3 separate regions of the Homo sapiens genome follow, and regions 2 and 3 are each linked to region 1. Evidence: chromatin loops called from intact Hi-C (ENCODE). Cell type or tissue: prostate gland. All regions are shown on one strand. Links, peaks and the distances in the headings refer to the core of each region. The heading gives the core; the rest is flanking DNA. Region 1 overlaps SLC14A2 (solute carrier family 14 member 2). Region 2 overlaps EPG5 (ectopic P-granules 5 autophagy tethering factor). Region 3 has its middle 52 kb from the start of SLC14A2.

The links. Hi-C counts contacts between places; a loop is a spot of excess contacts. Peaks named below come from ENCODE experiments on the same cell type or tissue, not always from the same donor. Only the 100,000 strongest peaks of a DNase experiment are listed, where the experiment ranks them.
Region 2: it touches region 1 in a loop (3-fold over the local background); 12 of 110 quality-filtered maps call a loop at or near these places.
Region 3: it touches region 1 in a loop (6-fold over the local background); 3 of 110 quality-filtered maps call a loop at or near these places.

Annotation. Positions count from the first base shown.
Region 1 is chr18:45,616,077-45,626,620 of GRCh38, forward strand. SLC14A2 (solute carrier family 14 member 2) reads left to right here. Exons shown (of 20, transcript NM_007163.4): 2 at 8,555-8,738; 3 at 9,607-9,787. The coding sequence starts at 8,589. All of the region lies in intron 8 of LOC105372093 (a long non-coding RNA gene), which reads right to left. Among named protein-coding and RNA genes, the nearest start is that of SLC14A2, 5.9 kb to the left of the region's middle. In prostate gland, for the core only: a CTCF peak has its summit at 5,070 (motif pointing right); DNase peaks (open chromatin) are centred at 3,595 and 5,110; H3K27ac peaks cover 1,227 bases.
Region 2 is chr18:45,876,713-45,887,256 of GRCh38, forward strand. It overlaps EPG5 (ectopic P-granules 5 autophagy tethering factor), which reads right to left. Exons shown (of 44, transcript NM_020964.3): 30 at 7,905-8,099; 31 at 5,562-5,775; 32 at 3,363-3,511; 33 at 2,301-2,502; 34 at 1,664-1,736. Among named protein-coding and RNA genes, the nearest start is that of SIGLEC15, 56 kb to the left of the region's middle. In prostate gland, for the core only: a CTCF peak has its summit at 3,439 (motif pointing left); a DNase peak (open chromatin) is centred at 3,469; H3K27ac peaks cover 392 bases.
Region 3 is chr18:45,557,720-45,568,263 of GRCh38, forward strand. It overlaps a transcript of SLC14A2 not described here. Among named protein-coding and RNA genes, the nearest start is that of SLC14A2, 52 kb to the right of the region's middle. In prostate gland, for the core only: no CTCF peak of the experiment used is centred there; no DNase peak of the experiment used is centred there; H3K27ac peaks cover 739 bases.

The DNA.
Region 1 (10,544 bases), core at 3,122-8,121:
CACACTGCAGAGAAGCTGAAAATTGTCTTGGGCACAAGTGGAGCACCCCTGGGTAGAACCGAGGGAGATTGAGAACAGTTGCTATCTTCAGAGCTTTTTAACTTCTCCCCCTAAGTAGCCTCAACTGATGGGAGAATTGACACATTACCCCTACGTAATAGGTGGGCACAGCCTGAAGCAGCCACCTGCAGACTCTACATTTCTTCCCTTTATATTTTATTTTAATAATATAAAGAGTTGCATTTGACTATTTTATAAACCATGTTTGCTTAAATATACAACTATTATTCTATATTAGTTCATATCAAGCTCAATCAGCATTCCAGAAAACTGTGCTTCTCAGTGCCCTGGGCATTGACTACTCTGGCTCAGAGTTTCATGCCCAGTTTCAGGAGCGAAGCACTCAGACATGGAGCACCTCAGAAGGTTTTTGAGCAGTGGCACGACCAAGTCATGTTTTAAGATAATTTACCCATCACCAGTGGCAAGGTGGAGAAAAACTGGGGAGACTGAAGTGAGGGAAATCAGCTAGAAGGTGACCTGCGTTGGGGAGGGCCTGGCTTAAAGGGAGATAATGGGCTGATCCAGACTGAGGGCTCTGAAGGAGAACTCGATGGCTGAATAATTGCAACTGATGGAATGCAAGAGGCAATAAATAAATTGCCATTTATTCATGGGATGAGAGGGCTCAATATGTGGAACATTGAAGGGTCACCCCACTTTAGAAGTGTCACATAAGGACCGGGTGCAGTGGCTCACACCTGTAATCCTAGCACTTTGAAAGACCAAGGTGGGCGGATTGCCTGAGCTCAGGAGTCTGAGACCAGTCTGGGCAACATGATGAAACCCCGTCTCTACTAAAATACAAAAAATTGGCTGGGCATGGTGGTGTGCGCCGGTAGTCCCAGCTACTAAGGAGGCTGAGGCAGGAGAATTGCTTGAACCCGGGAGGTGGAGGTTGCAGGGAGCCGAGATTGCGCCACTGCACTCTAGCCTGGGCAACAGTGGAGACTCCATCTAAAACAAAGAAAAAAGTGTCACATAAGAAGGGTGTGACGATCTCCTATGAGATTCTTCCAAACACAAGCTAAGGAGGAGCATCAAAAGAGGTCAAGTGGTCTGCTCTCTCCCCCACCTCATCTCACAGCCACTGCAGGCTCCTCAGAGCTTTTCTGCTGGAGGCCAGAATTCCCCTGCCAGGCTCTGGTTAGATTCTCAGCTGCAGAACCCCAGCCCTGGCCCTGCAGCAGAAACCAGAAAGATAAAGCCCCTGGCCCACTGGCCACCAGCCATCTCTAACCCCAGCCAGTCCTCAGAGGACCCAGAGGAGGTGGTGCTGCCTCTGACTCCTGCCCCACCCAGCCTGACCCGCTGGCCCCAGTGAGTCAGTCTCCTCTCAGCCCAGATCAGACTTACTAACTTGGAGCTGCCAAGAAAACTCTGAGCCACCCCTAATAAAAGCCGGCACTCAGCCAGGCTCTTATACAACCCAGCCCTGAGTAAGGCACCTCTCAGCCCAGCTACTGGACTGTTTACCTGCCTTGTCTTCTTAGTGCCCAGGTGTCTCCTGGATTCCTCCCCTCCCTGATCTCCCTGATGTGTGATCCACCAGTCCAGGGGCCTCATCTGTCCCCATTCTGGCAGCCTGACCAAACATCCACCTAGCCCCACACACCTGATTTTTCACCTTCAGAGTCTACCAACTCAGGGATGAGTGAAGCCAGTGCTCCCAGGGACCCAGCCTGACTCACTCAGCAAGGTCCTTTCAGAATGATGCTGTCACTGAGATCCTGGTGGCAAGATGGCAGAGAGTCTGGGGTTGTGTTTGGTGAGCCAGAGTGAAGGACAATCAAGCAGACTGCCCTAGAAAAATGAAGGCTTAGGATCAACCTCTGAAGTGCTCTTAGGTGGGAAAAGGAGTCCCTGTATCCTGTGCAGGTATAATGGACAGAACTGGAAACAGCAAAGAGAAAAAGTCCCAGGGACTTGATGTCAGCTCCACAGATACAAGGGTTTCTAGTAAGCAGGGCTGTTCTCAACAAGACCAACCTGCCTCATGGGAAAGGGACCCCAGCCAGGAGAAGCTAGGTATCCAGAGGTGTTAAAGAATGGATTCCTTCATCATTTCAGAGAGGACATCCCTCTTGGTTCTAAGGTTGTAGAAATTTATGGAAACTCTCCTTGCATCAATTGCAAGGTCTTAGGCAAAATATATCAATCCAACTAATATTCTGGAGAACCTGCTAATCACTTTTACTTCTCCAGAGCTGCTGTGGTCTCAATAACTGAGTTGGTTAGAAGATGAAGTAAGGCCAGGCACAATGGCTCACGTCTGTAATCCCAGCACTTTGGGAGGCCCAGGCCAGTGGATTACCTGAGGTTAGGAGTTCAGGACCAGCCTGGCCAACATGGTGAAACCCCGTATCTACAAAAAATACAAAAATTAGCCAGGCGTGGTGGCAGGCGCCTGTAATCCCAGCTACTCGGGAGGCTGAGACAGGAGAATTGCTTGAACCTGGGAGGAGGAGGTTGTAGTGAGCCGAGATTGCACCATTGCACTCCAAGCTGGGTGACAAGAGCGAAACTCTGTCTCAAAAAAAAAAAAAAAAAAAAAAAAAAAAAGAAGTAGTAAATGGGGCCATTTGAGATTCATCCCCAGATGACCAGGGGACTGGTATACTTAAGCCCAAGAGACTAGGGATAGGGAGAGAGCTTTGACTCTGCACTAATTCACACCAACAACTCAAGAAATCCCTTTGAACATGGGCCCCTTACATCCCAGGGCAGCAGGAGCATACGAAATAGGCACAGCCCCTCTTCACTGGGCATGGGCGTGTTTCTGCAATTCTACTGGAGATGGATGATCTTTAGGAGAAAATAATCAGGAAAAGAATTTCAAAATTAGTACAATAGAGCAGGAGCCACAGTTTTTCTAACCATTGGAAGAATTTGGGTCCAAACCTAGACACTAAGGACTCCTGACAGTCTGGTTCTCACACCCTAGTTTTGTCTTTGATTGCCTGCTGACATCTCTCCCATGCTGTAGCAGAGTCCATGCTGGGACTTGCTTGCCCAAACCATGTATTTTCTCAGGCATTTCTCTGGAGTGTGCTCCTCTTTCTCACCTGCTTAGCCAAGTCCTGACATGGAAGCTGAGCCCAGTCTCCCCAGGGCTGGGAGGGCAGGGCAGCCGCTCTGTGCTCTCTGCACCGCCCTCTTGCCCTCTGCCCTTGTGCCTCCTGCTCAGGACACAGTGCCTGCTCACTGCTTCTCCTGGGCACTCGAATGTGAGCCCTTTGCAGGCAAGGACTGGGCCTTCCAGCAATGATCCCTCCAGGGTAGCCCACAGGCGAACGGTAGATATTCAACAAGGAGGGTTCTTACAAAGAGGATGGAGGAGCTGGTCTGTTTTGGGAGCCCCTTGCCAGACATTTGAGGCCTGGTTTTTGGAGAGACGTGGGACTGATCCAAACAGCCTCTCTGTCCATATTTCTGAAGGAGAAGAGGAGGTGTGGGCAGCCAAGGAGAGTCTGAGTGCGCCAAGCAGATCATTATGTGTTCTTGGAAGCAGGTTTAATGGACTGGCGCTGAGCTGAGCTGGGAACGGGCTGAGGCCCTCAGCCCGGACGTGGCTCGGGCAGGGATTTCACATCCAGTTCTAACAAGTGGCGACGCCTTATGGAAACTTTTGAAAGCTGTTCCGTTTCACACCAGCCAGCTTGTACTTCATCTGGCTGCTCCCACCCTCTCTCCCTTCAATTTGGGAGCACGAGAAGAGGGAAAAGTAAGATCACTAAGCGCCTACTATGTGCCAGGAACCAAGTCAGCAATTTCACTGTCCTGAGAAGCCTACGTTGCCCTTCGGAGACATGGAGGCCCACGCGGCCCCGAGTGGCAGAGCAGGGAGGCAGGAGCAGCCCCACCTCACAGCCTGTGCTCCTTCCGGATGCGGAGACTTGCTCTCCACAGGGCCATTGGTGCTGCATGTCTCGCCCCCTACCCCAAAGCCAAAATTCCCCGTTGTAACAGAGTAAACATTCCCGTGGCAAAGGAACGCTGTATTCCCTAGAGGAGGTGCAAGGCCCTGTTCCTGCAGAGGATACATAGGATTGAGAAACACAACAGCGGGCTGAGGCCCTGGACCCAGGCGCTCAAGGGCCAGCCACTCGGCTGTGCATGGCCCAGCCAGGCAGTCAGAGTAATGGAGAGCGCAGTGGGGAACTGGGTCTAACCTTGACTCTGCAGCAAACTGCTCATTTTCTGGGTCCTGCAAATGTCACAATGAGGTGAGCTTGCTCTGGAAAATGCTGAGAGCAACATACACATGAGAAACAATTCCTATTTTGCTTTTCAAGGACATGATTTATCTGTAAATGGAAATATTGTCTGCATACAGAAGGGACTCAAAGGTGGAGTACCTTTTTGGAGAGTACCCTAGAAAGAACTTCCCTTGTGCAATAATAATAATAAAGGGATTTTTAGGTGTAAGGCTTTCTGTTGGGTGGTATAAATGCAGAAATTAACAAGGTAATGGCCCCTGTTCTTACAGGGATTATAAAGTAGACACATTTTTTTTTCATCAAAAGAAATATAAAAATCTTTAAATTCTTACGGTTAGGAAATAATTTCTGAGTATACCCATTCTCAACTCCTACCTGTATACTTCAGCCCCACCACTTAAAAGAACACTATATTTCCTTGATTATATGATGTATATTATTTTCATATTTTAACATTTCTAAAATCAGGATGCATCTTGAAATTATGAATGGAAGCATTTTCTTCTTTCTTTATGATACATAAAATAGTGATCAATCTTACAGCTGATAACATCTTAGATTCCATGAAATATGTTTAGGAAAAACCTTTATCATTACCACTTTTCAGCTAGACTTTTAATAGATTTCATAGCCACTGAATTTAACACAAGGCCTTTCCGGAACATATCTAGTTCATCCAGTTGTATAGTGTCATGCAGATTGTGTGTCTAGATATCTGATTGCCCCTGCTTACTTTTCATATGGTTGGCTTGGAGGGAAATTTTTACCAAGGGCCAGGGATGCTGTATCACCTCTTGGCCACCAGAGGGAGAGAGCGCATTGGAGAGGAACAGGTTCTGGGGCTTGTCGGATTTCACTGTCTCCTAAACCTTTCCAGCATGCCCCCTCTATGGCAGTGTGCCCACCCCTTACTGAAACCCTACCTACAGGGTCAGAATACAAGGAAAGGCCTCCATTCCGGAGTTATGGCAGCATCAGGGTTAGTTAGATCTGAATGACATTTGCAGACCTACACAAAAATTCACAGTGGTCTAATGAGCTCCTCCTGGGAATGAGAACGGTGCTAGACATGACAGGGGGTTCTGCCTGCAGAAAATGCATGGCTGGTGGGTGGCCCCACGCTGTTCTGAAACCACTGGAGATCCCTGAGATCCACAGAGATTTGTAAAGTTATGCAGAGAAGTGTTCCCTATCTATCAGTCACCTGTAACCTTGCTCACAGTCGCTTCCTCCCCCCCACCTCTTCCTTCCATATTTATTTATTGAACCCTTACTACATGCCACACACTGTGCTAGGAGCTGGGGTCAAAGCAATAGACAGAACAGAGGAGGCCACCGTCCTCATGAAACCTAAGTTCTGGTGGGAAGATAGAAACCATACAAATAAATATACAAATCTGCTATAAGGAAAAATACCTGGTCCCATGAGAGTATGTGACAGGAGAACATGGTGGGTGGATCTGCGAGGGTTTATTTAGCAAGTGATCATTGAGACAAAGCCTGGCAGAAGTGTAGGGGTTGACCAGGAAGAGTGAGGGAAAGGTCTTCATGCCAATGAACCAGCACTTGCAGAGGCCCTGAGGTGGAAAGTGTTCAACACCTTACAAGTACTAAAAGGAGGCCAGCATGGGGCCTGGAGTCATGGAGCCAGAAAGCAAGGGACTCACTAAAGCACAGTGGCAGCTCAGAGCCTTGCACACCCTGTCAAAGAGGTAGTTTTCCATCTGAAAGCATTGATGGGCTTTAAGCAGGGATCCAACATGAGATTAATATGGCAACTCTTCCCTGCGGGGCATGGCTTTGAGGAGAAACCTGGGAAAAAGTAGGGATATCCAAATGAAAGTCATTGAAGATGTGGTAAGAGGTGATGGTGGCTAACTGGTGACCATGAACGTGAAGGCATATTTTTTAGAGACAGAATTGTTAAATTTAGAGAGTAAGAAGAAGGGAGCATTAAGTGTGACTCCTGAGTTTTCTGAAGGAATGGCTTGGAAGGGGAAGATGACTTTTCCTAGGTGGTCACCTGTGAGGGAGGATAGGATTTGGGAAGGCAACATGATGAGTTGTTTTGGCAAATTAAGGCACTTGGAACGTCTATATGTGAGTGTAAAGTAGACAACTAAATCTGTTAATCCACTGCTCAAAACTGGGCTGGAAATGTGAGTTTTGAGGGTCATCGGCAGGGAGATGGAATACGAAGCCATGCTGAGGGCTGACGTCACCTGGGTAGGAGCACCAGGGCTGAGAAGAGGGCCCGGAACAGGGGTCTGCAAAATGCTCCTGTTACACGAAGAAGAGCCGCCAAAAGAGAGTGTGAAGGAGCAACCAGAGAGGGGAGCAGATATAACGGCCAAAGAGTGTGTCAAAGAGGGTGATCAACTCTCAGAACACCACTGAGCAGCCTGGTGGGATGGGGACTGAAAGTGGACTTGCCATGGAGGCCTTAGAGACCACAGCAAAGGCAGCCATAGCAGAAAGCAGACTGAGCTGGACTAAAGAGAGAAAAGGGAAGCACCTAGTGTTCACCTGAGGACAGCAATCCAACTTACAGTGAAAGCAATCTACTCGGTTATTACCCTTGTTCTCTAGCCATGTTCAGTTGTTTGGTGAAAGCATGGAAAAGTTAGGCATTTGGGTTTATCCCGGCTGGAATTTCACCATACAAGCATGAGGGAGGGAGACAGGTGCAAGAGAGTTGGAGGAAGTAACATAAGGGGCCATGAAGTTAAGTTGGTCAAGGAGGGAAGGGAAGACAGGTGGTTGTGGGAGCTGAAGGGCTGTCAGAGGGGTCACCTGAGCAGGTGAGCCAAATGTGCAAGAGGAAGTGGCCAGAGGAGAGATCTGACTTTTGAGATTTCCAGTGTGTGTGATATTAAGCCCATGCTGGGACTGTGGAAATCAGTTGCTGAAAAGGGGAGATGAAAAGGTTCACTGGAGATGAGAAGGACAAGGATCTGAGAAGCCAGAGAACAGGATGATGAGTTATCTGCCTGGACATCGAAGCTGCTTAAAGTTACTGGAGGGGGATGAAGATGATTAGTAGGAGCACTTCAAGTCTTCTCTGAATGACAGAGTGACCAGAGAGTCAGTAACGCAGCAGTGGGCAGTTGGAGAGGATGGTATGGCCATTTGAGATAAGCCTCAAAGAAGAAGGGTTTCTGCCCAAGCAAGGTGAGTGGTGCTCAGAAGAAATTGTGGAGAGTAAGAATTCCTCTCATTAGGAGGAGGAGAGGTAATAGCCTAGCGAAATGGAACTAATGCAAAATTAGATAGGGGACTTTATCCCCTTTTGAAGGGAATCCTGCAATCCTTGAGCGGTGTCTGGAATGATGAGTATACGGAATGGTAGTACCCATGTTAGGGATCTGTGATCCCTGTCCTAAGAGAGACGGTCCTACACTGAAGGGATGCAGCATGGAGCACGGAGCAATGGGGAAAGCTCTAGGTCATACTGAGAGGAGACCGCATGCAGGTCCAAAACCACCTCTCAAATAAATAAATAAAAAGATATAACTGAGCTGGAGGAGGCTAGAGAAGAAATGCACAAATGGCTGTATGGGAAGGAGAGAGTACAGCACTACCAAGGGGAAGCCAGACAAAACCAGGAAACTGAGGACCTCAGGCAAAGGATGTTCCAAAAGCAAGTCATGGCATAAGCCCTGACCCTGGTGGTACGGGGACAGGAGCCCCATGTGGAAGGGAAGCTCCTTCAGCTGGGATGCACACAGCTCATGGAAGAATAGACCAGTGCTTCCTACTGTTCCTAGGGAAGGGAAAGAGGGAAGGAGCTGGAAATGGTAGAGGGAAGAGAAGGAAGACTGGAGATCAGTTGTAAGCAATGTAGCCTCCATAGAAATTCAGGAAGAGTTTCTCTTAGACACCCCCCACCTCCAATCAGTACTGGATCTGTGTGTACGTATCAAGGGGAACATACGTGTACCACTAACTACCACAATAGGACGGCACAGCAGGCAATATGAAAGGCAGAGAAAAAACACTCAGTGATCAAGAGAAAAAGAGAGACTTCCATTCTGACTCAGTGGTCAGGGATATCTTCATCGGCCAAATGGACATTCTTCTGGACGCGGAAGAATGGGAGGATTTTGAAAGGTAATGAGGTAGAGAAATGTCCTCAACTCTACAGCACAAGCTGTAGATCCCACGTGTGTCACTGTCCAACCCCCAGGACAGACCTGAGGTCTGAGTCCAGCCTCAGCCAAGTCCCTCTGGGCCCCGTCCTGACTCACTAGCTCTTTCCCTTTCCTTCCGTCTAGTCCATCGATAGAAGAGTGGCTGTGACCCGAAGGAATGTCTGACCCCCACAGCAGTCCTCTCCTGCCAGAGCCACTTTCCAGCAGATACAAACTCTACGAGGCAGAGTTTACCAGCCCGAGCTGGCCCTCGACATCCCCGGATACTCACCCAGCTCTGCCCCTCCTGGAAATGCCTGAAGAAAAGGTGAGAAGTGTCCCTCCTAGGATGTTTCCTGGGAGGGAGGGGATGGGAAAAGTGGGGGCAAAAGATGCCGCTTTCCCACCTTCCCAGTGAACTTAGCACACTGAGGAAGTGCCACTGTCAGTACATGGTGACACCCATGGTGGGTCCTACCTGGCCTTAGATAATGTGGCTCTTCATGAGACATGATTTTAAGGACAAGTACAGAATACAGACACTCACTCACCAGTCTTTCAATCAGTCTCTAAAATCTTTCCCCTTAAACCTGCTCCCTTGAACTACCCTACTGTCTCCAAAGGGAAGGCCTTTGTTGAAATGCAGGCCATTAGCATCCTCGGTGGTAGCACAGAGGTAGACTGGCTGGCCACTGCTGCAGTAGAGAGGGACTCAAGACTGCTGGGATGGCCTTCCAGAGCTGTCCTGACTTGCGATGAGGAGGTCCCATATCTTTACTCATCACTACTTTGAAATTACAGAAGGTATTGGATCTGCTGTGCATACATGTGTATCTTAATTTTTAGTAAGATTATAACTGCATTTCAGTATAATTGGCTTGGTTTGCCGTCCTATTTATCTGATCTTTGCATTTACAAACATTATTCTGAAAAGAAGCTCATGGGCTTCATTAAACTGCCAAAAGAGATCCATGGCACAAAGGTGAAGAAATCCTGCTGTGAAGAAGGTGCATGGTCCTGGGAAGAACAGGCTTGTACGGGGCACTCTATGCAGCCGCAGACAATGGGCATGTGTTCCACCCTTTGTCTCATGATCCTTTATTTTTATCAAAAAACCTGCCACCCTCCTCTATCCCCAAATGTCCCTGCTCTCAGAAAGCTGTATCATTTGATGTCTGGTTGGTTTCTCCTAAAAGGATCTCCGGTCTTCCAATGAAGACAGTCACATTGTGAAGATCGAAAAGCTCAATGAAAGGAGTAAAAGGAAAGACGACGGGGTGGCCCATCGGGACTCAGCAGGCCAAAGGTGCATCTGCCTCTCCAAAGCAGTGGGCTACCTCACGGGCGACATGAAGGAGTACAGGATCTGGCTGAAAGGTAGGAAAATACCCTGGGGAGAGGCAGCCAGACCAGGCCAGGCCAGAGAGACAACCCTCTCTCCGGTTTGGTCCAAAGCTTCTCCCTCACTCATTCACCCTCACCCTGGGTGGATCTGCCCAGGACTGGACCTCACCCAGGGCTGGAGTCCACAGCTGGGGGAACTTCAGCCCTAAGCTGACTCCAAGGGGATATGATATACCCTACTGGCCTGGAATTCTCATGGTTTCAGAATTAAATGCATTGATCTTAGTTCTTTGCAAATTGCTCGTTCCTATGTGAAATAGATATAGGACAACCATATTAGCAACATATAAGCCATTTCCCAAGCTAGCTGAATGATCATTCCTTCACTCGATTCACTTGTTGCACAGCCATTTATTATGTGCCTGCTATGTGCCAAGAAAATATTGGTATCATCCTTCCCAAAGCTTCAGGATTCTTTCCTTTTAACTTCTCGAACTAAACACTGAAAGGAATGCCACACCCTTCACTCCCACTAGCCCCGACACCTGCACCAGTTGTCATGGAAACCAAACCAGCAAATGAGGCAGAATGTACGCCCCTCTCCTATACCTGGCCTCCTCCAGGCCCTGACTCAGTACTGATTTTCACAGCTGGGCTACAACAATTTCTTCCCTAGTGTCTTTTCTTCAGGCTACTTTCTTTGCTGCTCAGATACCAGCCCTTAACTGAGTCATCCAGCACTACAGAAAAAAGAATTTCCTGCCCCCACCCCCCCACCTTCCCCACCCTT
Region 2 (10,544 bases), core at 1,367-6,366, 260 kb after region 1:
TTAAAAAAAAAAAATCAAATTCACATAACAAAGAGATGGCCAAATATTAACAAATAGAAAATGAGCAAATAAAATTTTTTTTTTTTTGAGAGAGAGAGTCTTTCTCTGCCACCCAGGCTACAGTGTAGTGGCACGATCTTGGCTCACTGCAACCTTCACCTCCAGGGTTCAAGCAACTCTTCTGCATCAGCCTCCCGAGCAACTGGGGTTGCAGGCACCGACCACCACATCCAGCTAATTTTTGTATTTTTAGCAGAGACAGGGTTTCACCATATTGGCCAGGTTTGTCTTGAAGTCCTGACCTCAAGTGATCCACCTGCCTTGGCCTCCCAAAGTACTGGGTTTACAGGCATGAGCCACCACGCCTGGCCCAGAGAAATTCTTTATATGAAAAATTTAATTGGCTGGGCACGGGAGCTCATGCCTGTAATCCCAGCACTTTGGGAGGCAGAAGTGGGCAGACTGCTTGAGGTCAGGAGTTCAAGACCAGCCTGGCCAACATAGCAAAACACTGTCTCTACTAAAAATACAAAAAAAATAAAAATTAAAATTGAAAAATAGCTGGACGTGGTAGCATGCATTTGTAATTCCAGCTACTCAGGGGGCTGAGGCAGGAGAATCGCTTGAACCTGGGAGGCAGAGGTTGCAGTGAGCCAAGATCACGTCACTGCACTCCAGCCTGAGCAACAGAGTGAGACTCTGTCTTAAAAAAAATTTTTTTTTATTTTCTGAATCTGGTCTAGAAAACTCAATATCCAAATAGGTTCCGTTAATTCTTACTGGAAATAAACAAGCAGCCAGCACTATGGTAAGCAGTCTATATGTACACAGTCACTATAAAATCCTGAAGCTTGCAGATTATTCAGATAGCCCTCTAGCAAAAGCAAACATTCAGAACCTTTTATACTTTCCTTAAGTGGCTCGTAAAGCATCATGGGTTAATGCAAAGAGTCTAGAAACAGAAGTCTAAGACCTGAGTTCTAGTCGCAGCTTCAGCACTAACCAACCAGCTATGAGACTTGAGTTTGACATTCATGTTCTCTGAGTCTCAGAATCAAATTCAAGTTTTTGAAAACAACTCCTATAATGTGATGTTTACCACTGTCGTAATTTTTATAAAACCCTGACAAGTTCAACTAGCTTCTGCTTGTATACTTTCAGGGAAAAAAAAGACTCAGAAGGCAACTCACTGAATTTGGACAGCTCTATACCTCTAAGTATTTCAAATGCTTGTGAAATAATGCTTTAATTGAAGAGTCCTAGATTTAAAGGTAATTCCCACCCAATAATTTTATAGCCAACTTAGTTCCAAAACACAACTGATGTAGTAGAGAAAAATCAGTCTCATAAAACCCTCAAGCGAACAGCATCATTTTTTCTGAAATTAAACACTAAAGTTTATTCAACCTCTTATTGTGGAAAACTGGAAATGAGTGTCCAGTTTTGTTCCAAAATTATTATCAAGATAATATCTCTGATGATCCAGACTAGCAATTCCATAAATAGAAAATGTCTTAAGTTTTGAAAAGAAGCCTTTTCTAAATTTAAATATGGCCTTACACTAAAAAATTAAATCTGTGAACTCATCACTTCTACCAAATACCATTTAGAATTTTAAGTCTACAAACGTCAAAGGAATTTGAATATCTAAAAAACTGTTTACCTTTCGTTGTCCTCTAAAACCAGGATCCATGGCTTAAAGAGCTGAATGATTACTGAATGTAGGGATTTCAGCACTAAAAAGTTTTAGAGACAAAACAAAGGTCATCATTTGTCATTTGTCAATATCACTGCTCACATTATATAGAAAAATCTACCTCTTATTATCTGTAGCTTCATAAACCTATGTTAATGTATAAACAACATGCTTAGTGTAACTATGTATGTTTACGTTTTCATTGGCTACACTGGAATTTCTCTGAATTGAAGAATTTGTATTACAATACAATATCATGGATAATTTTATAACACACTTTTAAAAAAGATAAATGTATAAGATTTAGAACCCCATCTTAGTAAGACAAATGACAGAAAGGGTTGGAAACTGAAACCTCTCTGTACCCCAACCTGCAAAGGAGGGGCAGAGACAAGCTATAGCAAGCACCCTACATTCACTATGTAATGAATATATCCATTCATATATTGTGACATATATGACACATATATGGGCTCATGCCTGTTCTATATATTTCTACTTTCTCTCCTTGACACTCAATATAAATCTCTTAATGTGCCTATTTAAATCTCTCTTAATGGAAAGTCCAAACACCTAGCTCCACATCGCATGAGAAGTATATTACCTGTTTTCCTGCTGGCAGTTGGGTCTTGGGCCAAACAGGTCATTTCTAAGTCAATCAGCCTTTTCACAAGGTAGCCCAAGAATGTCTTCACATCAGCCATATAAGGACTCCATTTTGAGAATAAACCAAAGCTTTTAAAGTCCATCTTGGATAACCGAAGCTTATAAAAAAAGTCTGAAAGCCACTGTATAGTCTCCATTACCTGGAAGAGACAACTAGTCAAAAAATGCTTACTAAATATGTATTTTAGTAAAGTGTTATGATACACTGTGATGGGGGTGTATATAGTAGGTCTTTGACTTTATAAGAGAGTGGCAAAAATATAAAGCATATGAGAAATAAATCAATGGTTTTTTGTTTTTGTTTTTGTTTTGAGGTAGAGTCTTGCTCTGTCGCCTAGGCTGGAGTGCAGTGGCACGATCTTGGCTCATCGCAACCTCCGCTTCCTGGGTTCAAGCGATTCTCCTACCTCAGCCTCCTGAGTAGCTGGGACTACAGGCGTGCACCACCATGCCCAGCTCATTTTTGTATTCTTTAGTAGAGACAGGGTTTCACCATGTTGCCCAGGCTGGTCTCGAATCCCTGACCTCAAGTGATCCGCCCACCTTGGCCTCCCAAAGTGCTGGGGTTACAGGCATGAGCCACCGCGCCAGGCCATCAGTGGGTTTCAAACCTTTTCTAAATCAGTGGAACCATTATTTCAAATAAATTCTCATGCAAATGCATATCAAACAGAAAGGATAAAACCCAGAGCTCCATGGGACACTGCATCATAGAAACCCGACCAGAGGTCTCAGGGTGGAGTCCGATGGGCTAGGGTGGGCAGGAAAGATCTACAGGGGAGTGCCTGCCCTTGTCTTGGATACATGGGCAAGAATTAGACTCAGGGGAATGGGGTGAGCCATCTGGAAAAAGGGGACACGAGGGAACCAAAGCACTTAACACAAAGAAAAACACATGGCTCTTAAAGATAATGCACAAGTTTTCCAACTGCTTAAAAAATGAATAGCAAGGGAAATAAAAAGAAATGCACAAACACGTCAGAGACCAAAGGCTACACACCTGCTTGTCTGACAAGAGAGCATCAGAAGAGCTGGGAAGCACGGCGCCCTCGGTGGACGCTGCCCCCTGCTGGCAGCTGGGGGCGCAGCAGCCCAGGGCTCTCAGAGTGGCCTTCCAACACTCGGGGCTCAGAAGCTGCTCCGCGGAGCCTGCCAGCAGGGACAGGAAGAGCAAGTCAGTGGCTTTCCCGAAAGGAATATTTTAACTTGTAACAAAGAATATGAGCACCTTATAAAGGAATAAAAATAAAGCCAAAATCCAAAACAAACTCACAGGGATATCTGGGGTGAGGAGGCCCAAGTAAAGAGAACCTAAGAGAAGAACTGGCCACCTGCACATTTGGTTTTCCTGGTTCCTGGTAACCCTGCTGGGAGTGAGCGCTGCTGAAGCTGGTGGAGCTACACTCAGAGGGGTGGGAGACCTGACCCTCCGACCCTGACTGGGGAATGGTGGCAGTGCCTCTCCTGGCTGGGGGACCACAGCTATCTATGAGTGTGACAGAAACAACAGTCACAGGACAACGGAAACCACATGATGAAGGCAACTCAGGGCCTGGGCTCTCCAGAAGGAGTCTCCTACCGGCCCCCCAATTCCCCGAAACCAAGACCCAGAGGCAGCATGGAAACGCTGGACAAGTCCAGCAGCCCATATTCTGAACTAGTCCCAACTCTGCTACTTAATAACTTCCCATCCCACAGGACAGGAATAATATCTCCTAAAGTACTTTCCACCCAGAGCGAACATGAGAATCAACTAAAATAACAGGTTCATGGAGCAGGTCTGAGGAGAACGATGGTGAGGCCAGTTACAATATGTCCAGTGTGAGGTACCTGGGGACAGTGCCAGTCTGTGTCCAATGGCCACTGGGGTCTGGATCTTAGGACAGCGCCCCAAAATTAAGCTATCACTGGAAATCACACATGCCTAGAAGGTGGCAGTGACATCAGGGAAAACAACGGGCTCACCCAGAGGGAATGAATGCAGTAGAAGAGCAAAGGATGCTCCCAAGGGAACATCAACATGGTAGCCAAGGAGGAGAAAGAAACCAGGAGGCTGAAGCTCATGACATCTGAGAGGTATCATATTGTTATTCTTAAGTCTGAATTACTTTTCTTGGTAAGAACAAATTTCTAGCTAAATTCCAGTCAATAGTGGTCTAATATAAATGGTTTACAATCTCTTTAAAAGATTTCAGGGAAAAATCCACAACACACACTATTTGAAACTTTAAAAGCTTAGAGAAAAAATTAGCTATGCACATATTCATTGGCATTTGTACAAATGTATTTCCCTTCCACCATTCTCCACCCACCCTGCAACCTGCCTCTGTGGGAAACAATTAAAGCTTGAAGTGCTTTCAAAATGAGAGGCTGCACATTTCAAGGTCCTTTGGGCAACCCGATACACTGGATCATTAACTTATCCATTAAACTATTTCTATGATGTAACACAAAAATTTGGTATAAAGCAAAATTTCATTTGCTATTATATCTATAAACCGTATGAAGTTTGCATTAAAAAGTAAATACTATCTCATTTATCAAATTTTAATAAAATTACTGCCTAGCGAAACTCCAAAAATAAAAAAGCCTACCCTATTTATTTCTCCTCTAAACTCTAAAATTGCTATAGAAAATTGTAAGAAGGGGGAACAGAAGTGGCAGGAATGTGGAGATTGTAATGCTGCTCTTTCCCTTGGTAAATATAAATAAAGTCTATCATTACATATGGATAAAATTAATTTGCAAAAAACAAGAGTAAAAGACTTAGAAAGGAAAAACTCCCAAAATGTTTGGAACTACAGAGAAACAAACTGTCATATTAAACATATCATAAGGCACAACCTCCTTGCTTTGCCAGATCTGTCGTCTGCAGAGTAAGCCAGTCCTTTCCCACCCCACTTCAAGACAGCTGAAAAGTCAAGACAAAGAAGTACCTGCATGACTGTGGACTCCACCAAACTGGAGGTGCTGCCTTGCCCAATTAGAGCCCATTCTCAAATTTAGAACAATAACTGGCCATATTTACAGTAACAACTTTTTGGGCCTTGTTCATCAAGCCCTTTAGATGACAATTAGTGATTCTAAACTCCTATACTGGTATTACTTTCATATCTTTGAATAACATCTGTAAGATGAAAAATGTGATATTAAATATTCACTAAGATCTAGTTAGTTACAATTAAATGAAGACACTTACTTTGCATAAGCAGCCTGAGAATGTCACTGTACTGGTCAGGAAACTGGTAGAGAAGAAGATAAGTCCAGTGCTTACAGAAAAGATTAAATGGCATCAAAATATCCTCATCTGGTTCAAGGCCCCAGGCAGTAAGTGCCAAGTGAATGGACTCCAGAAGCCTGGTACGATCAGACAGAGGAGGTTTAGTGGCGCTTAACCATTGTTTAAGATCGAACTAAAAAGAAAAAGAAACAAAAAGCCGTTTTATTTGCACTAGAAAAATAGTTTAAGAGGAGAGAGGTCTGTGTAAATTTAGTTTAAAAGCCAAAAATTACCCAGCATTTTATAAAAATTGAAATTAAAATGTATAAACAAGTACATAAAAGATTCAACCTGAGGAAGCTAATTGTAAAATAAATAAATAAATAATAAAAAGAGAAGTACATAAAAGAATATAAGAAGTTCACTAATTGGGTCGGGTGCGGTGGCTCACACCTGTAATCCCGGCACTTTGGGAGGCCAAGGCAGGCTGATCACCTGAGGTCGGGAGTTCAAGACCAGCCTGACCAACATGGAGAAATCCGGTCTCTACTAAAAATACAAAATTAGCCAGGCATGGTGGCATATGCCTGTAATCCCGGCTACTCAGGAGGCTGAGACAGGAGAATAGCTTGAACCCAGGAGGCGGAGGTTGCAGTGAGCCGAGATCACGCCATTGCACTCCAGCCTGGGCAACAAGAGCGAAACTGCGTCTCACAACAAAAAAAAAAAAAAAAAAAGTAGTTCACTAATTGGTGCCATTATGCATCTATTTCTGTGTTACTATCTAGAATCTCAGAGGCAGAGTTTTCTAAGCTCTGTGTGCTTTTCTTGCAATTTAAAAATTTTACTGATGATTCATTATTGGCTTATAATTTTATACTGTTCCTCAGAGTCTCATACATTTCTGTCTTATAATAAGTTTCCTCTCCAAGAACTGGATCAGAACTTCGTAGCTCTCCTTCACTGGCGACAGTGCCACAAATAAGCAGCCACTTTATGGAACTGTCTCAATTTAACAGCCATGTTTCTGGTCTGCATCAGTTACCTGTCTCAGTTAATAAAATTCAGACTGTTGATATTCCCTTCCAAAATCCCAAACTATAAAACATGTTCTCCTCCATTATAGGCTGAGATCAATCTGTAGGCCCTAAAATTGTCAAGGTTGTCTTTTTTTTTTTTTTTTTCACAACAGGTCTCACTCCATCACCCAGGTTGGAGTGCAGTGGTGCAATCACAGCTCACTGCAGCCTCAACCTCCAGGGCTTAAGCAATTCTCCCACCTCAGCCTCTGAAGTAGCTGGGAGTACCACTAGCCTGGTGTTTTTTTTTTTTTTTTTTTTTTTTTTTGTACAGACAGGGTTTCTGTGTTGGCCAGACTGGTCTCAAATTCCTACGCTCAAGCAATCTTCATGCCTTGGCCTCCAAAAGTGCTGGGATTACACATAGGAGCCACTGCACCCGACCAAAACTGCCAAGGTTTTGATTCATAGATGTAACAGAAATACAAGTGAAGGCAAAGTAGCTAAGACTCTGAAATTCTCAACTGCTTAAGTAAACTCATTACCTTGGTCTAACAGAGTTAATATTCTAATGTTATATACTAAGATATTAATATAAAATATAATATTAATATAAAATAAAATATTAAAGTTAATATTCAGAATGAGATCAAAGGCAATTTGCTTAGATCCAGCTTATTCTAAATATGAGAGAGACTAACAAAACCTTTGTCAAACACAATTTAGGCATAAATTCAGGATAAATTTTAAAAAAGGATGTACTAAACTACTATTATGAATATTTTCAAAACTGTATTAAGTTTTTAAAAAGGGGTGGGAATTAGGTCCTTTTTACACTAAGTGGAATAAGACTACCCTATACAACAGGGATCCCCAAGCCCCACCTCCTGTCAGATCACCCATGGCATTAGAGTCTCATAGAAGTGCGAACCCTATTGTGACCTGTGCATGTGAAGGATATAGGTTGCATGCTCCATCTAATGCCTGATGATCTGAGGTGGAACAGTTTCATCCCAAAACCATCCCCTCTACTCCAGTCCATGGAAAAACTGTATTCCATAAAACCGGTCCCTGGTGCCAAAAAGGTTGGAGACCACTGCTATACAAGACAACCAATGCCCCACCCCCTAAGAAGCAGCTGTGGGGTCAGACTGCTTGAAGCTCATGCAAACTGTGAAAAAGGCCTCTCAGCCTCTGCTGTACCTGGAAACAAAACTGCAGAGGTCCTTTTATTTCTGTAGAGGAGGAAGCAACAATCATTCCTACGTTTCAACAATATGGTGAGGATGGAATTACATCTTACCTTGGTTAGCAGCATGAAAATCATATCACTGTTGTCCTCACTTAGAAACTTCACCACTTGCTCATACAGCTGTATGAACTCTGCAGGTGCAGCATTGGGAGTGAAGAAAGGAGACAGCAGGGAGCAGAGCCTGCTGTTCTTCAGAATGGTTTCAAGTACTTTTCTGCACTCTGATTTAATGCCACTGATAAATACCTTGGAAAAATAAAAAGGAAAAATGTCACCAGATTCTTCCCTCACAACCTTTATTTAAGCAAGCAAATTTTTAAGGGGCACCAAATAAGGTGAATAGAATTTTTTTCTAAACAAAAGTCTGAAACAATCAAAAGACAGCTAAAATCAACATAGATAAGCCTATTGCTTCCAATGGAAGTAATATTAGAAATTCTGAAGAATCCATAAATCTGATTTGGACAAGTCACACAGAAAATGCTGAGTTAGTCCGGGTGCAGTTGCTCACGCTTGTAATCCCAACACTTTGGGAGGCCGAGGCAGGCGGATCACCTGAGGTCAGGAGCTCAAGACCAGCCTGGCCAACGTGGTGAAACCCCGTCTCTACTAAAAATACAAAAATTAGCTGGGCGTGGTGGTGGGCACCTGTAATCCCAGCTACTTAGGAGGCTGAGACAGGAGAATTGCTTGAACCCGGGAGGCAGTGGTTGCAGTAAGCTGACATCACACCATTGCACTCCAGCCTGGGCGACAGAGCAAGATGCCGTCTCAATAAAGAAAAAAAAAATGATAAGTTAACTATACTACAAGACTTTTAAGACATTAAAATATTGGGGTACTTTGAATCCACAAACATGCAATGTCCCCACCATGATTACTACAGTACCCAACATGGTGCTGCATTACGTCAGAAAACAAAACTTCCAGGTTATAGATTTTACTGAGAGTTATATTTAATACCTGTCAAAAACTAACTTCCATAATAATATATAATCAAGATGACGTCATCTTGTTTTAACTTGGTTCTAATATTTAAAAGTACAGAATATAAGCAAAAATTGAAACAATTTCACCGGCAGGAAGGCTTTCATATGGTTGACCACAGGCGGAAATAATAAAAGAACAAGACTGATAGGCTTGAATATATTAAAATTTTAACTTCTATAAGGCAAAAATATCATAAAATTAAAGGAAAAAAATGACAAACTGGAAAAATGTTTTTTTAACACATTCCAGATGCCAGGTTAATAGTGTGAGGAGCTCTTTCAAAGCAATCGGAAAACAAGAATCTCCAACAGAAAGTGTACAAAGGACCACAATCACCAATTCACAAAAGTATATATAAATGGCCAATAAACATATGAAAAGGCATATAACTTAACAAGTACTTAAAGAAGTACAAATTAAAATAATAATGAAATACCACTCCCTTATCAGATTAGCAAAACTTAAAAGAATGAGAGTTCCTAATGTTGGTTATGGTATGAAGAATAACAAACTCAAACACTGCAATGATAGCATAAGTAGGTGCAAAATTCCCAGGGAAGGCAGAGTGACTATGTCAAGCATGATGTAAAACATCAAATATACAATGTGTATCAAATTCCTTTGACACAGCAATCATACCTCTAAGAAATTATCCTAAAGAAAATAGTCCAACAAGTTCACAAAGACATACAAGAATATTTACCTCAGCCTGATTGCAGCAAAACAATCTACCTAAATATCCATCCATCAAACACTAGCTCAACACACTGTAATAAATCTGTATCATGGAGCACTATACAGACATGCAATGTCATGATATAGGTCTGTATTTATTAACATGAAATAATGTCTAAAAGATGTGTTTAAATGAAAAAGGAGGTTACAAAATAGCATGAGCCCATTTTAAGTGCCTATCCATATCTATATATCTCTATATATGTAGAAATATGTTTACATATACATATACACAAATAGACACACATATACAAGACAAACTATAATGAAATGTTAGCTATGTAGTCAGTATTTCTAGGTAGTTAGGATTATAAGAAAGTTTTCTTCTTCATACTTTCTATGCTGTCTGCATTGCTTATAATAAGCATACATTAATTTTTTTTTTGAGACAGAGTTTTGCTCTTGTTGCCCAGGCTGGAGTGCAATAGCATGATTTCCGCTCACCGCAACCTCTGCCTCCCAGTTTCAAGTAATTCTCCTGCCTCAGTCTCCCAAGTAGCTGGGATTATAGGCACGCACCACCACACCCAGCTAATTTTGTATTTATAGTAGAGGCAGGGTTTCTTCATGTTGGTCAGGCTGGTCTTGAACTCCCAACCTCAGATGATCTGCCCACCTCAGCCTCCCAAAGTGCTGGGATTACAAGTGTGAGCCACCCCACCGGACCAGCACACATTAATTTTATGATCAGGATAAAAAACTTCCTACAAAAAAATCAATGATGATACCTGTTCAGCATTACTTCCTTGTAAGCATCCAATAAGTAAGTACTCATTCAGTTGAATTTGGGTGAGAGTACATGGTTAACTAGTGTTTACATATTTCAAACAAGAGGTTTTCCTTTCTTTTATGAAACATTTCATAAATCTGTATGATTACCCTTACCCTTATTAAATATCTATCTATGTCACTGTAAGCCAAATAAATAAATAAACAAACAAATAAATGTTGACCAAGACTAGCAAC
Region 3 (10,544 bases), core at 2,804-7,803, 59 kb before region 1:
CCCTTATTTTGCCTGTTCTGCCTGGCAAGTGCTTTCTCATTGTCCTTGCAAGGAGCCTAGCCATAGTTTCTTGCCCATTTAATTAATCCTTCCTAGAGACCATTCACACCCTAAAGCAGGTTAGGCACTTAGGAGAGACCCTTCCTAGACTGGCATCAGTATAGACCCATGAGGGTGTCCTCCCTTTAACTCCTGATGAATTCACCCCATACCTGAGGATTGGGGCATTTCCATAAGTGACACACCCAGGATGTCCACTCAAAGACACTCAGAAACCACTTCAGGTATAAATACCTGGCATTATTGAGGGCCTGCCAAGCTGTCTGCCAGGTAGCCTCTCAGATCATTCCAATTCCTGGTCCTTCATCTACCTTTCTTCTCCACCTCCTATAGTCCCTCCTTTCCAGCTACTCTCTCAAGTCACTTTCTCCTAACACCCTTGGCTCTTGATTTGGTACCTTTCTCTCTCCTTTGTCCTTCCAAATCCCATCTGTCCTCTAAAGCTCAGTTCAAATGCTGTCTCCTTATTGTAGACCCCTAAGGACACCCACTTGAAGCCAGTTCAGTCTTTCTGGAAAGCATCACTTATGTCACTAGTACGACCCTGCCTTATACAGTATTAATCTGTGAGTCTGGCTCATCACACTCACCCCAGCTAAATAGTAAGCACTGGAGCAGTAGACACTGTACAGAGAAGATGGAAATGAGAGAGGAATGGCACTGGTAAGGAGGGCCATGTGGGAGCTCATACTGGACTGTGAGTTTGTGTCCCAGGAGTGGAAGGGAAGTGGTCAGAAACTGAGTGTAGAGCAGAGAAGAAACCACAAAAGCAGCATCACCACAGGTGTTGTGTTTTCTGTAGGAAATAATCATGAGTTTTAGTCTCACTGGGGTGGATTAGAAACTATGGAAGTGTGAGCCAAAGTCAGGTTGGGTCACCTGTTAGTGCTTGCACCTTGGAGAGCATGAGTTTGAATTCGCCACAAGTGTCCATTTGACCATAGATACCAAGGGACAAAGGATTATTTGGTCACCAGGGTTCTATCTTTCCAAGAGATAGAGATAGAATCCTTTGAGTTTCTTTTTTTTTGAGACGGAGTCTCACTCTGTCGCCAGGCTGGAGTGCAGTGACACGATCTCGGCTCACTGCAATCTCCGCCTCCTGGGTTCAATCGATTCCTCTGCCTCAGCCTCCAGAGTAGCTGGGACTACAGGTGTGCACCACCACACCTGGCTAATTTTTTGTATTTTAGTAGAGACGGGGTTTCACCATGTTGGCCAGGTTGGTCTCAATCTCCTGGCCTCGTGGTCCGCCCGCCTCGGCCTCCTAAAGTGCTGTGATTACAAGCATGAGCCACTGCACCTGGCCCCTTTGAGTTTCTTATGTGTCCAGCATTGTGCTAGGTGGATTAGAGGGGGTTATAGGCTAAACTCAATCAGTTCTCTCAGGGGGCTCATAGTATAAAAGAAAAGATGAGATACGTAAGCAGCCACAATGTTAGTCAGAGAATGCTAAAAAGTCAAACAAAGGAAAGAGGCACTGAGCATTTGGGGAGGTTAGAAATGGAAGAGTGGTGAAGATCAAGAATTGTCATTGAAGTTGAACCCCTTAATCCTGTGGGAAGAAGGTGAGATTTGAGTTGGGCTCTGATGAGATGGTAGAGTTGGCTAGGAAAAAAGGAACAAGATGGCACGTTAAAATGGGTTAGTGTGTTCTGCTCACTCAGCAGAAAGGAGGCTTGTACAAGACAGCCAAAGTAGGAGAGATCACCAGAAATACCATCTGGCCACTTTGTGGGAGGTTCCAGTGTCCAAATAGGATGTTCAGACTTTGTCTCCCAGAAAAAATGGGAAATTAGGTGTCTCAGGTGGACAAAGCCCTGTGGTATAAAATCCATATGGTCCTCCCACTCTCCTCCAAAATATTTACAACTTGGATTTGTACCAAAGCCTTCTCTAATCACCTTCATTGTTGTCACCTTATTTTCTAAACATGTGGTTATGGTGCTCTGGTGCCATTGGCTAAACTCAGTAGAGACTAGATTACTAACATCCAAGAGACTGCTTTGTTTTCCCTGTCCTCCTTGGGGTGCACCCTACTGTGGCCTCCAGCTGTAGTGCCAGAACCCACAGGATCCACCATTAGCTGAAAGTACCAGGTTTCAGCCCAAAGGCTGTTCCCTAGGGAAGAGAATGTTTGACCCAAGGTGTCTGGCCTTCAGGAGATAAGGGATCACCACATCAAGGTCATGGAGCAGAGGCTTCCTGGGTGTGGCCCAAGTCCCTATTAAATGTCCTCTGCCTACACGTTGCCCTGGACCTCTGGACCCACCTATGAACATATGCCCCCTCCCAGGGAGCTCACTGCTTCATCGTCATCTGCCTATTCATTCTGACTGGCCTGCATTTGTCTGGCATCTACTGCATTAGCCAGGGCAATAGCATATATTTGGATAGCACCCAGTGGTTGTTAAACACTTGTACCTATTTTATTCATTAAAACCTTAGCAGACCAGCCAAGGTGTATTATCTCTTTTCTAAAAATAAGGAACCTGAGTCTTAGAGAGGCTAAATAGCTTTGTCTAAGGCCAAAAGGTCAGTAACTGACCATTGCTCCACCACAGATGAAGACCCCATCTCTACCCCCAGAATCTCCTCTCCATCCTGGACTTTCCCACTGCCACCTCCTTTTTATCCATATACCTCAGGGATTTAGCCCCTTTTTGGCCCTCCTTCTCAGCCATGGTCTCCAACCCTCTCAACAGAGCCTTCTACTCCTCTAGGATAGGCTGAGGAATAGGAAGTTGATTCCAGATATCTCCCCTACCTGCCCAGCTGCCTCTGAGACAAACAATCCCCTTGCATTCTAAGGGAACTTATATGAAGCCCCTATGGAGGAATGAAAAGTGATAACAAAAATAAGAAACACAGGAAGCCATAAAGTTTAAAGCAATGCAAGAAACCCTGGCTAGAGTTAGCCTTGATCTTCTCTGAAATGAAAATAAAATTCAGCCCCTTCCCCAACAGCTCATTGTTGGAGCCCCCATACCCTCACCTCTTTCATGTCCTGGGGTTGACTTCCTGCTTGTCCCCACCTCTCTCCAGGAAGGGTCCCTTTTACCCCAACTCTAGAAATTCTAGCCTCAGAAGAGGCCAATGTGCTATCCTCATTGGGCTCCTAGAGGAAGACCAAATTAAACACTGCTATTCTCTTCTCTTCTGCTTAACACGGAAAAAGTCAACTTAGGTCATTCCCTGACAGAGAGATACAAAGATAAGGCATTGTCCCTGTCACCAAGATATAAGCAACAGCACAGGATACTGTGTGGTGAAAGACAAAATAAGCAGTAGAGATAAGATTTCTGAGGACTGGAGGGAGGATATGAGGAGTGAGGGATGAGCCACGGGAGGCCACTGTCACCAGCCACAGTGGCCTGGACCAGGCAGAAGAGTCTTATGGTTGAGTATGTGCCATAACAGCTGTAGGGAGGACATTCTGGGTAGGAGGGTGAATGAAGGCAACGTGCCTGTCGGGGAGCCAGCTGAAAATCCATCCTGTGGGCAGAAGAAGGCCTTGGGACTTTGCTCAGTGGTCATGCTTCCCTCTTCCTGTTCCCTATAGTCCCACTTAGTCTGGGGAAGCTCTCTGCAAGAGAGTGACAGCAAAACAAGCAGTTTGTCTGCTGCTAGGGCTGCGGAACCCAGGCCAGGTGTTCCAGAGGCCACGTTCCTGGCCTGGCTGCAGCTCACTGCAAATGAGGCTGGGAAAGGGTGTCCAGTCTTATGCCAGGAGGAGGGGCAGCCCGTTGGGTGGCTATCATGCCTGACTCTACTTCACAAACACCTATGTACTCACCAAGCAGAAATAGTGAATGTTAACCTTCTCTTATTTGCTTCATATTTTTTAATAAAAATGAAAAATATTCAGAAGGAATTAAAAACTCTTAGGTCCCACTCCCACTCCCCTCCCTCCCTCTCCAGCAACAACCCTATTATGAATTGTACATATTTCTTTTTCATCCGTGTGTTCTCAAATGGATATATTCATATGGATCTCTAAAACACTATATAGTATTTGTCGATATGGCACTGAATTTACATAATTGTATCTTAACATTATTCTGCAACTTGTCTTTTTCACTCAACATTTCTATTTGGGGATCTATATAGATTGATGATTTGACTCCATTTTCTTTATTTAACTGCTCTATGGCAAGTCATCATATTCCCTAATTTCTTTATCCATGCCTTCATGGATGGACATTTAGCTCAGGTATATATTTTTTTTAAGCAAACAATGCTGCATTGAAATTCCTGTGCCTATTTCCTGAGGCACCCAGTTCTCTCTCCTGTTGTAGAGAAAATGTTGAGACTCCCCGTTCCAGTTCAAATGCAATTAGTACACCTCCATCGGGTGCACAACACCAAACTAAATACACTGAATCATTCTAAGAGATGCATTCAGAAGAGTTCCTCCCTTTAAGGAGCTTACAGTCTAGCAGAACAGATAAGCATGTTGTGAATCTACAAGTTAAAAGCTCTAGGACAGTGCCCAGTCTATACGTAATTAAAAGATAATGTCAGTTGACCTGATAGAGAAGAGCTGAAGGTAGACCAAGTAAGAGTGAAATCTACATGGATATGGGTCTTATCAGGAAAGCTTTCCTAAAGGAACTTGATCTTGATAGGGGTCTTGAAGAAAATACAAGCTTTAGGTGCTCAGTAGTAAGTGTTCAATGAATAGGAGAGAGGGCATTCCTGGCAGGGGGACAGCAGGAGCAAGTGTCCTGGGGCAGGACTAAGCATGGAATGTTAGATGTCTTGTCTGGCTGGAGTGTCTGGCTGGATTGAACTTGGAGCCATTCTTCTGTTTTCAAAGTTGATCTTAGCCCCACAACAAGTCCATGTGGCTTGTTGGCCCGGGCAGCCGGCCTGGGTGGTATTTTTCCATTACTCTGAGCAGAGAAGAAGTTCAGTCACTTGTTGATAGCAATATGATCATTCAAGGAGAAAACAATTAGGGATGCTGAGCTCTGGCCCCCGGAGAGGAGGGAGGGAAGGAAAAAATTCTCCCTGGGGGGAAGGGGCTGGGTGGGAAACAACCAAGAGGGTAATTGGTAAATATTATTGTTTCATTCCATGTTTGCCTGCTCTGCTCTGGTCCCTCTGCAAGCGGTGCATTTAAATCACACTGTCTGACTTTGGCAGGTTTAATTGAGTCGCCACTGAAAAAGAAATTATCCCTGTGCTATTAATTTTTATAGTTCCTCGGGGCTTTTAAAAAGTGTTTGGATTTTCTAGGTCTTTGAAAATGAAAACATTAAATTTTATTAAAAGGAAACGCAGGGGGGCTGGCAGGGCCCAGCCAGGCCCTGACAAGACGGTTGGTGGGAAGGTTTGGGCCCTCTGAGGCAGTGTGACAAAAGTTTTGCCCCTTGTAGAATGAGAGGCAGGTGGTCTCTAAAGATGTGTGAGGTCTGCCAGACCTGCATCCCCCACTGGCTCAGGATGGGTGCCTTGTCAGTGCCACCCCAGACCCCGCCCTCATGGCCAAAGTCTGTGCTGGCAGCCACAGGCCAAAGAGTGCTGTGACCGGGAGCTCTCTGTAGGAACTGGGGGGAACATAAGGGCAGACCAGTGTTGTGGGGCCAGAAGCTTTCACAATTTAGAAGGCCCTCTTGAAGAAAAAGAAAAGAATTCAAAATCCCAAATGCAAAATTACATTCGAAAGTATAATTTTATTGAGAAAGAATGAAGTCACAACAAATTACACATTTTAAAAAGCTGACAAATTCTACAGGCACCACAAAATCTAAAATAACTGTCTGACACATCCGTAATACTTTTCTTCCTACATTTTTTTTGGCTACCAACTCTCTGATCATCTCTTTAAATGACTATAATTTTTCAATATCATTTTTATAGAGAGAATACAAAGATAATTCAGTCTATCTTTTACCAAACTGCAAACTCTTTGATCATCTCTTTAAATGACTATAATTTTTCAATATGACTTTATAGAGGGAATACAAAGATAATTCCGTCTATCTTCTAACAAGCTGATCAAATTTTGTACTTTATTATTCACGGTTTGGAAAGGTTTCTTTCAGTCTCACAATTTGTCACTGGTAATGCCACGTGAATTTTCAGGATTGTTATCAACTTTGGGAAAACCTCTGTCAAGTATCTTTCACATATGAGCTATGAGATTTCAGGGCATTTTTTCTTTCACAGCAACAAATCTAAAATGCTCTTTGAATTTATGAAACTTACTAACCAGATTGTCATCGATGCCCTCATTGTAGTGGCGTATAATGAGTTTTATGTTATCTCCATCAATGTCAGTATTTCCTGTCAAATCAGCAAGACATTTAAACATGGGGATTCTGATAAATTCTAAGTCAGTAATTCCCATCAAAAAAGAAACAAGATGAATGGTGCATATATAATTTTATTACTTTGCATGATCGAGTGTATTCTTGACAAGAGAGAACTTTTATTTTGATGAGGCAGTGATGAGAATGCTCTTGTGATTTTACATACCTAATGATTGGAGGAATTTCCCGCCAAGTAGCTTCTGGCTCTGGGCATTTAAAAACTTGTTTCTCTTTCACCATCTATATGCTTCCAGTGCTGGGCTCTGCAGGACACAGATACTCAGGTCTCTGTACAACTGCATCCCTTTCATGGCACAAGACAGAGGATGTCTGCACAGTGGGTAACAGGAGTGTTCCTGGCAGCTTTTTCCACATGGTGACAGCTACTGATGAGTGAGTTACACAGAGAGGTGACTAAAACTACACAAACACCTCGCACTGAACCTAAACCAAACACAGCCCCAGCTCAACTGCCCCTTAGCTAGTTTTCAAAGTGGCAGCATCAATGCCCCCCAAAATGAGGAAGGGGATGCCAGGGGGAAATATGCCAGGGAGAAACAATGGTTTTAAGAGATTATAGTTGAAATATCTCACTTTTGCCAGCTACATAAAAACACGTGACTGTGTACGTGCATTGTGCCAATGAAGGGCTCTGGAGTTTAAGCATCATTATCATGACAGGAAATTCACTTGTGCACGCTATGGAGGTTCTCGGGGAGAGATCTTTGCACCTAAGTCTGTCAAGGAATTAACTGCATTTGGAGAGACAAACACAGCACAGCAGTATAACAATTCAAACATGACAAGGTAACTAAAGTGAGACTTTGTATGGGGAGGCTTTGAAGTTGAGACAAGCAAGTGATGAGGGTAGGATGGGAAGGCCCAGGAAGTCAGGAGGTGGAACTTGAACTGGATACAATTCAGATAGCTGTGGAAGAGCACATGTGGGTGATGTGTGTGTGTTCGTGCATGCGTTTATAGACATGAGTGCCTGCAACTATGGTGTATTGTGAGCGTGCATGCATGTGCTTCTTTTTTTTTTTTTTGAGACAGAGTCTTGCTCTGTCGCCCAGGCTGAAGGGCAGTGGCATGATCTTGGCTCACTGCAAGCTCCGCCTCCCGGGTTCACACCATTCCCTTCCTTCAGCCTCCCGAGTAGCTGAGAGTACAGGCGCCCGCCACCAAGCCCTGCTAATTTTTTCTATTTTTAGTAGAGATGGGGTTTCACTGCGTTAGCCAGGATGGTCTTGATCTCCCGACCTCATGATCCGCCCGCCTCGTGGGATCCCAAAATGCTGGGATTACAGGCATGAGCCACCACACCCAGCCGCATGCATGTGCTTCTACGTGAGCATGCATGTGCATATGTTGTGTGCACTTGTGCACGTGTAAGCATGTGTAGGGAGGGAAGGAAGGGATTGTCATGAAGTCTGCAGGAGAAATGGGCTGGCGTCGTGGATATCAGTCTGACACATGAGGACGATGAGGCTCAGGAAAGCGAGGCAACTTGCTCAAGACTGCACATCTGGTCGGTGGCAGAACTCAAGCTGTCCCCAGGCATCCCGACAGCATTTGCAGGATGTTCCCAGCACACGCATCGGCTCCTACCCACATACAGCCAGGGCTGAATCAGTGTGCGTGCCCTGACCCGCTTCTCCACAGGCAGAGTGCCCTTCTAGGCACAGGAAGGAATGTCAGTTCCATCCTGTGATGGCTGTCCTCCTCCCTCTGCCTCAGGGGTCACTTCACTCCAATAAATCATCCCAGGCAGCCCTGACCCAGGAGAGAAGAAAGTTGCCTTGCCCTTTTACGCTGACACCTCAGCTCCAGCTCTATCCCCAGATAAAGTCACAAGGCACTAGAGTGTCAGGTGGGGACATGTGTGTTTTGTTTCAATGGCAGAGTAGTGGGCAGTTTGTGCACAGCTTCCTTAAGGAAACAAAGCATTTCTGTTGTGGAAGTAAAAACTTTGGTTGGTTTATGAGTTGTGACAGGTAAGGAAATAAAAATGTGGAATAACCCAAATGTCAATTCAGATAGAAAATTAAGAAATAGTCAGATTTCCCTCCCTGGGCTAGGCGTTCAGCACTCCCAACTCTATAATGTCAGTGCTCTGATCGTGCCCATTTTACAGACAAGGAAACTGAGGCTTGGAGAAGTTTAGGAGTTTGCCCAAGTCACACAGCTAGAAATCATGGGGCCAGGATTTAGATTCAGATAGTCTGATTTCAGGGCCTGTGTTCTCATTAGGATATACTGCCTTCAATGGAAGAAAGTAGGGAGAATTCTCCCATAAGCACAAAACTTTATTCAGATTTCCTAAAACACAGGACCATTTAAAAACTCTCTTAATAAAAAGCTGATGGCAGGCCTCTCCCTGTCGTCACCCTCGACATGCATGTACATGCGCTCACGCTCGCACACACACACACACACACACACACACACACAGTGTCCACATCACTGCTCACCCCAGCCTTCCCAACTCAGCCCAAATTCCTTCCTTGTGAGTGTCCCTCCACTGATAATTAAGGCTTCAGCCAGCCAGTTGCTGATTTCTGATTCCCATTTAATCTCCACAAGGACTTTCAATACTTACAGCTCTTGCTTCTCAATATTTCAGTGTATTAAAGGAAAACTCTTGGGGGCAGGAAGATGACATCTCCACGAACAGGTAACTGCAGGGCGGTACAGACAGAGAATACTTCCAGCTTTGCTCAGAAGGACAGATTTATCAGAAGTACTGGTGAGGGCTAGAAGTCAAGGTGAGAAGCTTTCAGAATGGGGGTGTGCACGTGTGCTTGTATGTGTTTAATGTATTTTCAAGTAACAACTAAAAGTTTCTGCCTTATGTGGTCAATGGGAATCTGGTGATTTATTTGAGCTGAGGACTTCAGGACATATAGACACAAACCACTATCACTGTGCCTCATTCTATAGCTGAGGACATGTGCACATAGTGTGTGTGTGTGTGTGTGTGTGTGTGTGTGTGTGTGTGTGTGTAACTCACAAGGAGAAAAAGGACCAGGGAGCAAGGCTGACACAGATTGAGGGGTACCCATTTGGAATTTTCTTTGTAACTCTGTTTACCATTGAAGAGACCCACTTGCTCCTGTAGGGAAGGCCAACGCCCACCCCCACCATCCCAGACTAAAGTCATAAATCTCAAGCCTGTGGGAAAAGGGCCCACCCTTCCTAAGCTGAGATAGACAGAGACGCTGGCCCAGACAGACAGAGTGTGGAAACTTCCACTGGCCTGCATTTGACCTCCCTACCTCCAAGTTTTGCATCTTAAAGGGACCCCGACTGATAGAGAGCAAGCTGGCTGGACAGCCCAGATCTGTCTGCTGATTTCAGGCTGTTATCCTTGAGCAAAGGGAAGCTTCTCTGTTTTATTCAATACCTAGGATATCTTAAAAACTGGGAAAGAGTCAGAGTGTCCTTTAAATTCAGAAGAGTGAGGTTATTTTAATCTATTTCTGAAAAAGCTAACCTGTGTCCAGGGGTTAGCCCGGTGAGTGTGACCATCCTGGGGAGTGTGAGGAAGGCAGAACTCCTGGTCTTTAGCTGTCCTGCGTCAAGCAAGCCGCCCACCTCTCTCGGCCTCTACCTTTCCACCTCTCTCGGCCTCTACCTTTCCTGATCACTTCATTGGACAGTTACTGGGTTCAAAGTCAAAATGGTCAGTATTCAAGAGGAGGGCCTATAAAATGATGTTAAAACCTTTTTAACAGGCAAGTGCAAGTGATTCATGAATAAGAGACCCACCCCAGGATCTTTCAGGAGAAGATGGTGAAGATGTGCAGAAGGGCAGCCACATCCCTCACAACCTGTTCTACAGTTCCTGGGTCAGGGGAGGTGTCACAGGCTTGACCCGGGCGGTTCTTTCCAGTGCTCTTATGCTCAGTTCACTGCAATCAAACCAACATGGGTGTTCAGCTGTCCTGATCCCCTCATTCAAACATTCATGAAAGTGCCCAGCTCCCAATCCTGAGAGGCGGTGGGGGCACCAGACCCCTCAAAATGGCAGCATCGAGGTCCCAGTCATCATGAGCAGCCTCCCTCCTGTGTCTTCCTGAGGGATCCTTCACTCCCACTGCCATCCCCAGCAGGCTTGTGCCTTGCCCCCGCCTCACCTCACCCACCTAATGAGCTTCATGGCCTATG